Linked DNA regions of Mus musculus: region 1 is linked to region 2. The links are chromatin loops, found by intact Hi-C in ENCODE. Cell type or tissue: gastrocnemius. All regions are shown on one strand. Links, peaks and the distances in the headings refer to the core of each region. The heading gives the core; the rest is flanking DNA. Region 1 has its middle 15 kb from the start of Lrrc8d. Region 2 has its middle 7.4 kb from the start of Zfp326.

Region 1 (5,383 bases), core at 222-5,221, 180 kb before region 2:
GCTTCAGTCAGCATGTTCCCGGGGACTTCTTTGTGCCGTGGGAAGCCTGAGCAAAGTGTGTTCACTTTTCTGCTCCCGTGTCCCAGGAACTTCACCGCTGCGCAGTCATCAAATGCCACCGTTTGGTCACTAAGGCTCGAAATGAATGCATCTCATGCTAAGTAGTTTGCTGCTGGGAATCCTCAGGTTTAAAAAGAGAAATGTGGGCGGAATGAGCCAGCTCATCACCACTTCAGATGCTGCACCTCACCGTAGCCAGGGAGACAACAATAGAAAGAAGGGTGGGGGTCAGAGGCTCTCATCAGCATTTTTCCGAAACCTGGGCCCTTCCCTTCGGTCAGCACAGGTTGGAAACTGATTTTTCAAAATATAGACAAGAACCAGGCCATGAGGTACCCCAGAGATGCAGAAGGCTCTTCTCCATCTGCTCTGTAAGTACTGTGGACGAGACTGCTAACCCCTTGAGGCACTCTTCTCTGTTGTTTATGCAAACCTTCACCAGAGACAGAAGACACAGCTGGGCAGCCAAATTGAACAAGACTATTTCAATCACCAACAGCTTTCTGGCTTTGACGGCGGGGCTTGAACAGCTTCACTAGGCTACAAATTAGAATTTGTTTTCAGGTTTTGTGTGTGTGTGTGTGGTATATGCACAAATGTGTGTATAATGTGGCAATGCACATGTGTGTGCATGTATGTGTGTGTAATGTGGTATGTGCACACACATGTGTATAAAAATGTGTGTGTGAGATGTGGTATATACACACATGTATGCATAATGTGATATATGTACACACATATGTGTAATGTAGCATACCCACATATGTGTGTGTGTGTGTGGTATGGTATATACACAGATGTGGTATATGCACAAATGTGTGTATAATGTGGTAATACACATATATATGTAATGTGGTATATACAGAGATATGTATGCACATGTGTGTATAATGTGGAATATCCACACATGTGTGTAAGATGTGGTATATGCACATGTATGCATTATGTGATATATGCATACCCATATGTGTAATGTGGCATATGCATATATGTATGCATGTATGTATGTGTGATGCGGTATATGCACAGATATGTGTGCATGTGTGTGTGAGTTTGTAATATGGTATATGTGTGTGTGTGTGCGAGTGTGTTCAAGTGTGCACTCTCATGTCTGAGTAGTATTACTCTCCCCATTGCTTCTCCCAGGTCTCCTCCCTCCCTGAACTATGCTGGCCTAGCAGCTTCAAACTCCATGGTCCTCCTGTCTCTCTGCCCTTGACACACTGGGTCACAGGCACAGGCGCCACCGCACTCAGCTTCTCCTGTGGGTGTTGGCAATTTGAACTCAAGTTCACACTTGAGCTTGTCTACTGAGCTGTCTCCTGACTACAGCTTCTACATCAGTGGTTCTAACCTGTAGGTATCAACAAATTTGGGGAGGAACGACCTTTTCATGGGGGTATGAAGACCATTGGTCACCTAAGACCATTGGAAAACACAGATATTTACATTACAATTCACAACAGTAACAAAACTAGCTATGAAGTAGCAACAAAAAATAATTTTATGTTTGGTGGTCACAACATGAGGGACTGTATTAAAGGGTTGCATTGTTAGGAAGGCTGAGAACCACTGTCCTATATATTTCTTATTAATATCCACAATAATGTTGACGTAGGCCTCTTCTGCTTAAGAAAAGACAAAATTAAGACATGTCTGTTTCCTATACACTGTTCAGAAAAATTAGACTAGCGCATGATCTATTTCCTCACCTCGTATTTCTGTAGCGCCTTAACAGCTTTTGAGAACATTTTAACCGATTGTTTTTGTTTTTTGCTCTCAAAATGTAATTACTTCTTCTATTGCTTTTGCAAAATGCCTGATGAAACTAACTTAAGGAAGAAAGGGTTTCCTCCGGCTGGTGCTGGAGAGAACAGTGCGTGACCTGGCGGTGGGGGAAGGGTGGGGGGACACTGTGAGAAGCAGCTGGTCCTGAGGCTGGTGAGGAAGCAGGCAGAGAGAAGTACCAAGATTCCCCTCACAGCCTCAGGTTCACTGGTCCTGGAACCCCAGCTGAGTTTCTCCTCAGTTAAACTCTCTGAAAAACAAATCCGCTGCCCCAGAGGTCTGTTTCCATGGTGATCCTAAAGCCAATCATGATGACTATGAAGACAAACAAGGGCTGTGACCCAGGAGACCTTACCCTGACAGATGAGGAAACAGAGGTCTAGACAGGTTAAATATGTCAGGGAGATTCCAGCACCAATAAACACATGAGCAACACCAAGTGAGCTGACCTCCCTGGGTGTGGTGTGCCTGCCTTTCACCCTAGCACCTAGGAGACAGAGCCAAGAGAATCTCTACAAGCTCCAGGCCTGTTAGAGATAAGCTGTGAGACCTTATTTACAAGCAAACAACAAAACAAAGCCAGCAACAACTGGGTGTGCTGACACAAGTCTTTATGCCCAGCACTTAGGAGACAGAAGCAGGTTGGTCACTGTTAGGTCCAGGTCATTCAGGTATACAAAGGGAGTTACAAGCCAGCAGGAATACACAGTGAGACCCTGCCTACAAACAACAAAAACAAAAATAAATAAACAACAGCAACAACAAGAAGCCGTTTTGTGGGGCTAGGGATGTAGCTCAGTTGGCAGGGTAACTGTCTAGCATGCATGGAACACTGGGTTCCACTCCCAGACTCCCAAAAGCCAGGCGTGGTGGGGTAAGCCTGTCCTCCCAACACTTGGGAGATGGAGGCAGGAAGTTCAAGGTCTTCTGTGTGGATTACATGATACCCTGCCCCAAAATGCTGTCTTTCATATTATGTATAAAACAGAGCTTTTAAAAATATTATTATTATTATTATTATTATTATTACCACCATTATTATTATTTAGCACTCCTAAGGACAGTTTCCTTGTAAATCAGAGTCTTCACGCTCACATTTACATTTAGATTAAGTCATTGAAGCATTCAACACTAGAGGGCGCACCACGAGAAGGCTGGCTGCAGAGACGCCCAGAAAGCCTGCCAGTGCAGCTAGACACCTGGCAACGCAAGGATGAAACAGGAAATGAGCAATAAAAATCTACAGATAGCATCTCCAGGCCAAATGTCACGGGCTGCTTGATGGGTTACGAACCAGTGCTCGCCACTCACCCACCCCCACCTCATCACCACCCCACCCCCATCCCCACCCCACCCTTACCCCAGCTCCACACCAGCCCCACACCAGCCCCACCCTAGTAATGGAATGACCTTTCCCATTTAGTCTCAGATCTCAGTAAAACAGGACTGGTATAATTATCTCCGCTTTATAGATTAAGAAACTGGGCTGAAGAGATGGCTCAGCGGTTAAGAGCACTGACTGCTCTTCCAGAAGTCCGAGTTCAAATTCCAGCAACCACATTGGCTCACAACCATCTGTAATGAGATCTGAGGCCCTCTTCTGGTGGGTCTGAAGACAGCTACAATGTACTTACATATCATTCATAAATAAATAAATAAATAAATAAATAAATAAAATTTTAAAAAATCTTTGGGCCGGAACGAGTGGGACCGGAGGTGGGGGGTGGGGGAAGGAAGAAACTGAAGTTATACTAAAAGCGAGCGATGGCGATGTTTTCAAAGTCCTAAGTACAGGAGCATTTTACTGTCTGCCTTCTTCAAATGGCATGGATAGTTGATGTTTGAGTCAGTGTCTTCATTTGCAGAACTCTTTAAGATTCTTACATCGAGCCAGGCAGTGGTGGCACATGCCTTTAATCCCAGCACTTGAGAGGCAGAGGCAGGCGGATTTCTGAGTTCGAGGCCAGTCTGGTCTACAGAGTGAGTTCCAGGATAGCCAGGGCTACACAGAGAAACCCTGTCTCGAGAAAAAAAAAAAAAAAAAAAAAAAAAAAAAAAAAAAAAGATTCTTACATCGAAACTCCCTTGTTCCGCATCCTTGACTCCTGGCTGGCCAGTCTCCCTGCAGTCACAGTCACAAATACCTTTCTGGATTTCTCTCTTGCTCCATTCCACACTTGCTAACTGGAAGTGCCTTCCCCCTTCTCTTGCCATTTCTGAGGCCAGTGAGCTCCCCTCCCCCACCCCACGGCCACCCCACCCAAGGTCTTCTTAGCACTCCTCTGTGTGTCTTTAGAGGACTCTGTATTGACCCTGACTCCTAGGGCTTCCTATGCTGCAAGGGGAGCTCCTAAATGCTGCCTCACACTGGCTCATAATTCTTTGCAGGGGTCAGAAACACCTCAAGTCCTATTTGTAGGCGCCAAGCCCTATACACAGTGTGATCCCAAGGCTGGGTTAATATCCGGTTCATTTATTAAGCATCCTGAGTGGTTATCATGATTACGGTGTGGGTAGCTGGTGAGCTCTGAGTCCGGGTGCCTCTGCTTGCATTCATTTGAATGAGTTCACACTTCTGTATTACGCCATCCACCCAGATTTGCATTTGTTACTGCTACTTCAAACATTTTCTCAGGATGCTTCATTTCTACACATTTGTTTCTCAAAAGTGGCAGCTGTAGGACTGGGGATGCGGTTGAAAGGTGGCTCGCCTAGAGGGCACAAGGCTCTAACCACCCCCACCCCCACCCCGATTTAGGTGAAAGCCTATAATCCTAGCACTTAGGAGGTAGAAACAGGAAAACAAAAAACCAACGCCATTTTTGGCTGTGTAGTGAGTCTAGAGCCAGCCTAGGATACAGGATTCCCTTTTTAAAAGCTGAACTATCTTGATTTATATAAGCACGGAAAGTGTGCCACCCTGTGGTCAGGAGTCAGGGTGGGACCCCCAGAGGAGCTGTGACGTCATAGCTATTTCACCACCTTCATTTTCCCTGTCGATCTAGTGTTGTTGAACTGGACACATATTTCTTTTCGTCCTTGGATGTGACTGATGCTATGCTAGACCCTGGAGAATCAGAATGCATATGGAAGTGGGTTCACTGACAAAGCAGGTGCCTGGTGTGTGTCCTGGTTTGGATCCCTAACGTTAAAGAAAAATAATCAAAAGCCACATCCAGTTCCTGAAACTGAACCTGTAATGGTTACGACGGAGCCATCTCAAGATCCCTATGTCGGTGTGTTTAACTGTTAGCAAGAAAGAAGAAATGATTCCATCCCACTCTTGGGAGAATTCAAATGACTCTGGATCTTATCATTGGTACATTGTGCGAGGATGTAGCTTGGTCAATAGAGTGCTTGCTTAGCATACGGGAAGTCCATGTTTGATCTCCACATTGTGTGTTGTGTCTGTAAAAAGGCCTTGGGAAGCCCTGAAGGATGATGGGACAAAGCCAGGCTGTAGATTTCACAAAGCGTCTGCTGGGCCACCTTAGCCCCTTGCTAATGATGCTACCGAGAGTCAGCGAGTTTCCAG
Region 2 (5,383 bases), core at 207-5,206:
GTTTGCCCCTCCTAAGAATTAGCAGACAAGAGCAGGCATGCTCCTGGGGCTTGAGTGGTGCAGTACCCGCCATGTATGTTACTACTGCCGAGGACCTTGTCGAGGCCACCACGGTGGGTCAGATGGGCGAGCGTTTCCTCAGCTAGCTGTGGTACAGACCCTGGAGCCGGCCTTCATGCTGCTCAGGTTCCTGAGCGCTTCTTTCCTGGAAACTTTGACATATGGTTCCAGTCTCATTAGATTTTCCGTGTCCGGGTGGTGGCAGCAGCTTTAGCCCAATTCCATGGAGTCCCCAACTGTCAGGAATCCCACTATGGCTTTGAAGGCGGCTCTACCGAACCCCTCGCTCTAAGCGCTCCCATCGGAGGGGGTGGAGAGGAATTTCCCAAGCGCCTTTAAAACCAACTTCTTTGCTGAAGCAAGAGGAAGAATTCTAGAAGAACCCTCCTCTTAGAAAACTGAGTTCCGGTCAAGCTTCGGCGCATTTAATATTTAATACTACGCTTTAAAAAGAAACCTGACGGGCAGTGGTGGCACACGCCTTTAATCCCAGCACTTGGGAGGCAGAGGCAGTGGATTTCTGAGTTAGAGGCCAGCCTGGGCTACAGAGTGAGTTCCAGGGCAGCCAGGGCTACACAGAGAAACCGTGTCTCAAACAACAACAACCCAAACAAACAAAAAAGAAACCTGCTCCTGGCATGGTGGCACACACCTTTGATCCCAGCACTCAGGAGGCCCAGGCAGGTGGATCTCTGAGTTTAAGGCCAGCCTGGTCTACAGAGTGAATTTCAGGACAGCCACGGAAATACAGAGAAAGCCTGTCTCAGAAAAGAAAGAAAGAAAGAAAGAAAGAAAGAAAGAAAGAAAGAAAGAAAGAAAGAAAGAAAGAAAGGAAGGAAGAAAGAAAGGAAGAAAGAGAGAAAGAAAGACCTTGTTACTATTGCTATGGGCCTTGATATAGACTATGATGATAATAATATTTTTAAAAGTAAAGATAAAAAGATCTCAAAAACAAAAGCAAAACAACAAAAAGTAGAGTAGATTGGTGTCTGGTTTTCTCCTGGAGCACCTAGTCTGTCCCTCTTCTGGCCAACACCTGCCTCCAAGGAGTCGGAGGACTGCCTGGCCTTCATCCAAAAAACCCACAGTGAAACCCGGCATTTCATTGAAGCAGGAACTCCACTCCTGAAGTCATGAAAGAGGTAATTTAGGTCTTTGATTTGTAGGAACGCCATTAAAAATTCCTCCTTTTGTTTTCCCCAGACGAAAGGTTGGAGAGATTTAGGTTGCAAAAGAGAAACTGACTACAAGATGCATCAAGTTGTCTCTGGTTGAGAAATATGGCCAAGAAATGCAAATCCTTTGTGTGGTTCCTGGGCTTAGCATTTACACAACATATTTCACATTTAAAAGCCCTTTACTGTCCTTGCTAATTACATCCCAAGGGCTTCAGGGCAGTTAGAAAAAAATACTGGCACAGAGCCAGTCTTCAGAGCTGCTGGAGGCGCGTGTCCGTACCAGTCTTGACTCCTGGGCTTGCTGTAGTTTACCAACACTAAACCCAGTGGGTCACGTGTGCTTAGTCAATCTCTACAAAGTTTCCTTTTTCCGGACTTGACATTTTCTCAAGTACAAGCTACTGAAACACAAAATAACATTTCTTCCAACAGCTAAATACTGGTGACAGTTTTAGGTTTATCACCAGGCCAGAGTCCCTGGAGAGACAGGGAGCACTGACACTTCTAAAAATGCACTAGGAGAATCCAGAGCAGCTCCGACTACGTAACTAGCCAAGAACCTCCTGCCATTGCATTCGCAGAGACACATGCTGGTATGCATAAACACTGCATGCCATGTCAAATGCGTGTATACTCTGTCTTAGTGTACAGTAAGTGTGCGCAGCGTGCACGAGCGTATGAAAAGCCAGTACAAGAGCGACCGTTAGTCACGCATTGGATCCTTCTGTCTTGTTCTGTGCTTTGGGCTATCAAATGTTTTGTTAACAAGTAATTATGAAAACCCATGTGCAGTTTCATATCCTGAACTTCAGACTTACCACTTTAATATAGTTTGTAGTGTTGCGGTCTTTTCTTAATAAGCTCTAAAAAATAGCATCTGACGAAAGGAGGCATCAGGAACCTTTATATCTCAAAGAGAGAGGCTGGTGTGAGAACACAGCCCTATTGAAGAGAAGGGCTGCTGTGTGGGAACACAGCCCCACAGAAGAGAAAGCCCTACTGAGCCATTCTCTACCTTGGTGGGTGTTCTATTAACTTTCCTCTGATTTGCAGGAACCTGTGCTCCAAAACACAGAGCCAACGTTCACTACATCTGGTGTGTGGTGCCCTCTGCTGGCCATTCCAGGGTAGTGCCTTTTCCTGTTCCTTGTAGGAAAGTTCTTTCTATTAGGTGCTGTGCCTGTTCTTATATTTCTAAGTGTGGCCTGAATGTATAATGACGACTGTATGGATATAGAAACCTGTCCTGGGTCCCTTTCCTATTCATTCAACAAACATATTAAACGATCTCTCAAGCCAAATGTATCGCTGTGGAGCTGGAGACAGCAGGAGGCAATGTTCACTTCCAAGGGTACAGCCACAGCAAGGGGGTGACCTCCTTAACAAGACTTGGATAGGACAGCAAATAAGTTGATTAGTTGGAGAGCCTCATCTAGTCTTTAGTTTTCCAATTTTGCTTATTGGTGTGTGTCTGAGAAGAGGCCAGAAGGGGACATTCAGACCCCTCAGAGCTGGAGTGGTTTGCTCGGATTTTGACCTGGGCTCTGGGATCCGAACTCTTGTCCTTAAGATTATACAGCAGGTGCTCTCAACTGTAAAACCATATTTAGCCCCGAGCCTAGTCTATCCTCACAATCACTGCAGTTGCAGACGTCCTAGCTAATTTGCTCCCAATTTACCTGGTAGAAATCTATGATAGATCATCACACGTTAGAAAGGCAAAAATGAGAGTATCTTGGAAGACTTTCCCACTCTCTGGGGTTTTATTACTTAACTTTAACAAATATCTATGTTTGCTTTGCTAAAATACAAGAGACAAAAATGATCAGATGACACAGTTTTAGCTGATCCCCTAGAGAAAAGCAAACGATATTTCCCAGAAAAGTGCTCATATATAATCTGTACCCCAGGTAGGGACCCCAATTTGAGGCCATCTTTGCTGTGCACACTTTATTTCTTTAAAAAAAACAAAACTCATCTATATGAGTACACTGTAGCTGTCAGACACTCCAGAAGAGAGCATTGGATCCCACTACAGATGACTGTGAGCCACCATGTGGTTGCTGGGAATTGAACTCAGGACCTCTGGAAGAGCAGTCACTGCTCTTAACTGCTGAGCCATCTCTCCAGCCCTGCTAGGCACATTTTCAAGGGAGGGAAGCCACCAATACTCCTACCCAGCTGCAACACCAGTGATGTTGGTGATGTACAGCGATGGCCAGGCACGTTGAGGCTGCAACGGTGGCATTGGTATCTTGGCAGTAACCACCACCGGTCTATTTGGACTCTTCAGTGTAATTGGTCCACTCGGTAGGAGGGAAACCGTGGTAGGTGTGGGAGACCTCGCCAACCACCTGGGGCTAGTGAGGTCATGGATCTTAGAGGAGTCTATTACCACCACCCATTTCACCATTTTAAACCGGTGTAATTTCTAACCGCATTCTACACACGTATCCTTATAACTGCAGATAGGTGCTATCCTGAGAGGCCAAATCTTTTGAGTTCAGACCCCGTTTTAGAGAACCTGACCTAAGTTTGAACGCAGGTAAACTAACAGACTGGTACCTAGCACTAGATTCCAAGTTGCCCCCCTCCAAGAAAACCTGAGCCTAGCTCCAGTCTCTAGGCTAATCCCCAACAATACTAGCATCTCCCCCAACTAGGTTATTCCCCCAACAAACTTGCACCTCTATTTACAATCCTGGCTAAAAACCACCAAATGCAGAGAGAAGCAGGAACTAAGTTTATGATATGACTCCCAGCACCAGGCAATTATGTTAAAGGCCACAGTTAGATACTTGCACACTCACTGCTTCCCCCACCAGCCCCTCTTGCTGCTTACTAATAAAGCCTTGCCCCGATGGATATTCAAGGTTCTCCTATCACCAAAACCATCCTGCGTGATGGCCGTGCATTGCGGGGGTCAGAGCTAGCTTGAGTAGAATAAAGACCCTGCTGTGAGATTGGCTCCTGTCTGTTCTTTTGGAGGATCAAACACCTCCTTGGCACTACACCCTATGGAGGATCCAACACCTCCTTGGCACTACACCCTATGGAGGATCCAACACCTTGGCACTACACCCTACGTCAAAGTTGCTTACTCTGCTCCCGGAGATCAGTTCAGAAACACACATCGGGTCAAATGCAGAGGACAAGCGATTGTGGGGTTTCCAATTCCACTGACAAATCTATAATGTAATTCCTGTATCTAAAGCTCAGGGGACATTTTGGAAGGTGAGGGTGGAAGGATTGTGAGAGCCAGAAGACCAGGAAAGCTGCTATAAGATTGTGTCTCCTGGGAGTGGCAGGGAAGCGTCACCCACGGTGCCTCAACAAGACCTGAAGAAGTAGAAGACTAACAGACATGTCGTCATTGGGGGAGGAGATCTCACAGGGCCCCATCCACAGGAGTGCTGAGAGTCAGGAAAATCAGTTTCCCCAGGGGAGGAGGTCGTGACATCAGAGGCAGCAAGGAGCTGTACACGGGAAGGTTGGAGAGATGAAAAAAAATGGGGAGATGATGCAATTGTATTTTAATTGCAGAGGTTTATTAAAAAACTTCCTGGCATAAGACAGCTGCTCAGTAGCACACAGTAGGCACTTTACTAGTATGCCAGACACACAGGCTTGGGCTCTAGGGCCAGGCTGACAGTCTGACTCTTTATGCTTTGTTAGCTGGGCATCCTGTGCAAGTAGGGTTACCTCATGCACAAACTGAGGGTGATGGAAGGACACATATCCCATGTAGGTAACATATGCAAAGTGCTTTGAATACTCACTAGCATTTAGGTCGTAACAAAAATTATTATTTTACTATTATTCCTTTCATCTTTTGGAGATGCCTTCATTCTTTTAAAGTCCTGAATTAAAATCAGGGAGAAACTTCAAGTGAGTCTTAGGTATAAAGGGCATTCCAGTTTGGCTGGAGAGATGAATCAGCAGTTAAGAGTGCTTACTGCTCTTCCAAAGGACCCAGGTTTCATTCCAAACAGCAACTGTCTGCAACACTAGTGTTGGGGATGCAATGCCCTCCATTCTTTGTAGGCAGCTAATGCTCCTGGTGAATGTTCCTTCCCCCTCAGCATTCACAGTGACAGCTAGGCAATTGTCTTAGTTAGGGTTTTACTGCTGTGAACAGTCACCAT

Evidence for each region. A loop is a pair of places that touch in the nucleus more often than their neighbours do. Peaks named below come from ENCODE experiments on the same cell type or tissue, not always from the same donor. Only the 100,000 strongest peaks of a DNase experiment are listed, where the experiment ranks them.
Region 1: it touches region 2 in a loop (10-fold over the local background); 41 of 42 quality-filtered maps call a loop at or near these places.

The regions. Positions count from the first base shown.
Region 1 is chr5:105,682,034-105,687,416 of GRCm38, forward strand. No RefSeq gene overlaps it. Among named protein-coding and RNA genes, the nearest start is that of Lrrc8d, 15 kb to the right of the region's middle. In gastrocnemius, for the core only: a CTCF peak has its summit at 2,981 (motif pointing right); a DNase peak (open chromatin) is centred at 3,007.
Region 2 is chr5:105,866,488-105,871,870 of GRCm38, forward strand. No RefSeq gene overlaps it. Among named protein-coding and RNA genes, the nearest start is that of Zfp326, 7.4 kb to the right of the region's middle. In gastrocnemius, for the core only: a CTCF peak has its summit at 2,357 (motif pointing left); a DNase peak (open chromatin) is centred at 2,347; H3K4me3 peaks cover 721 bases; H3K27ac peaks cover 827 bases.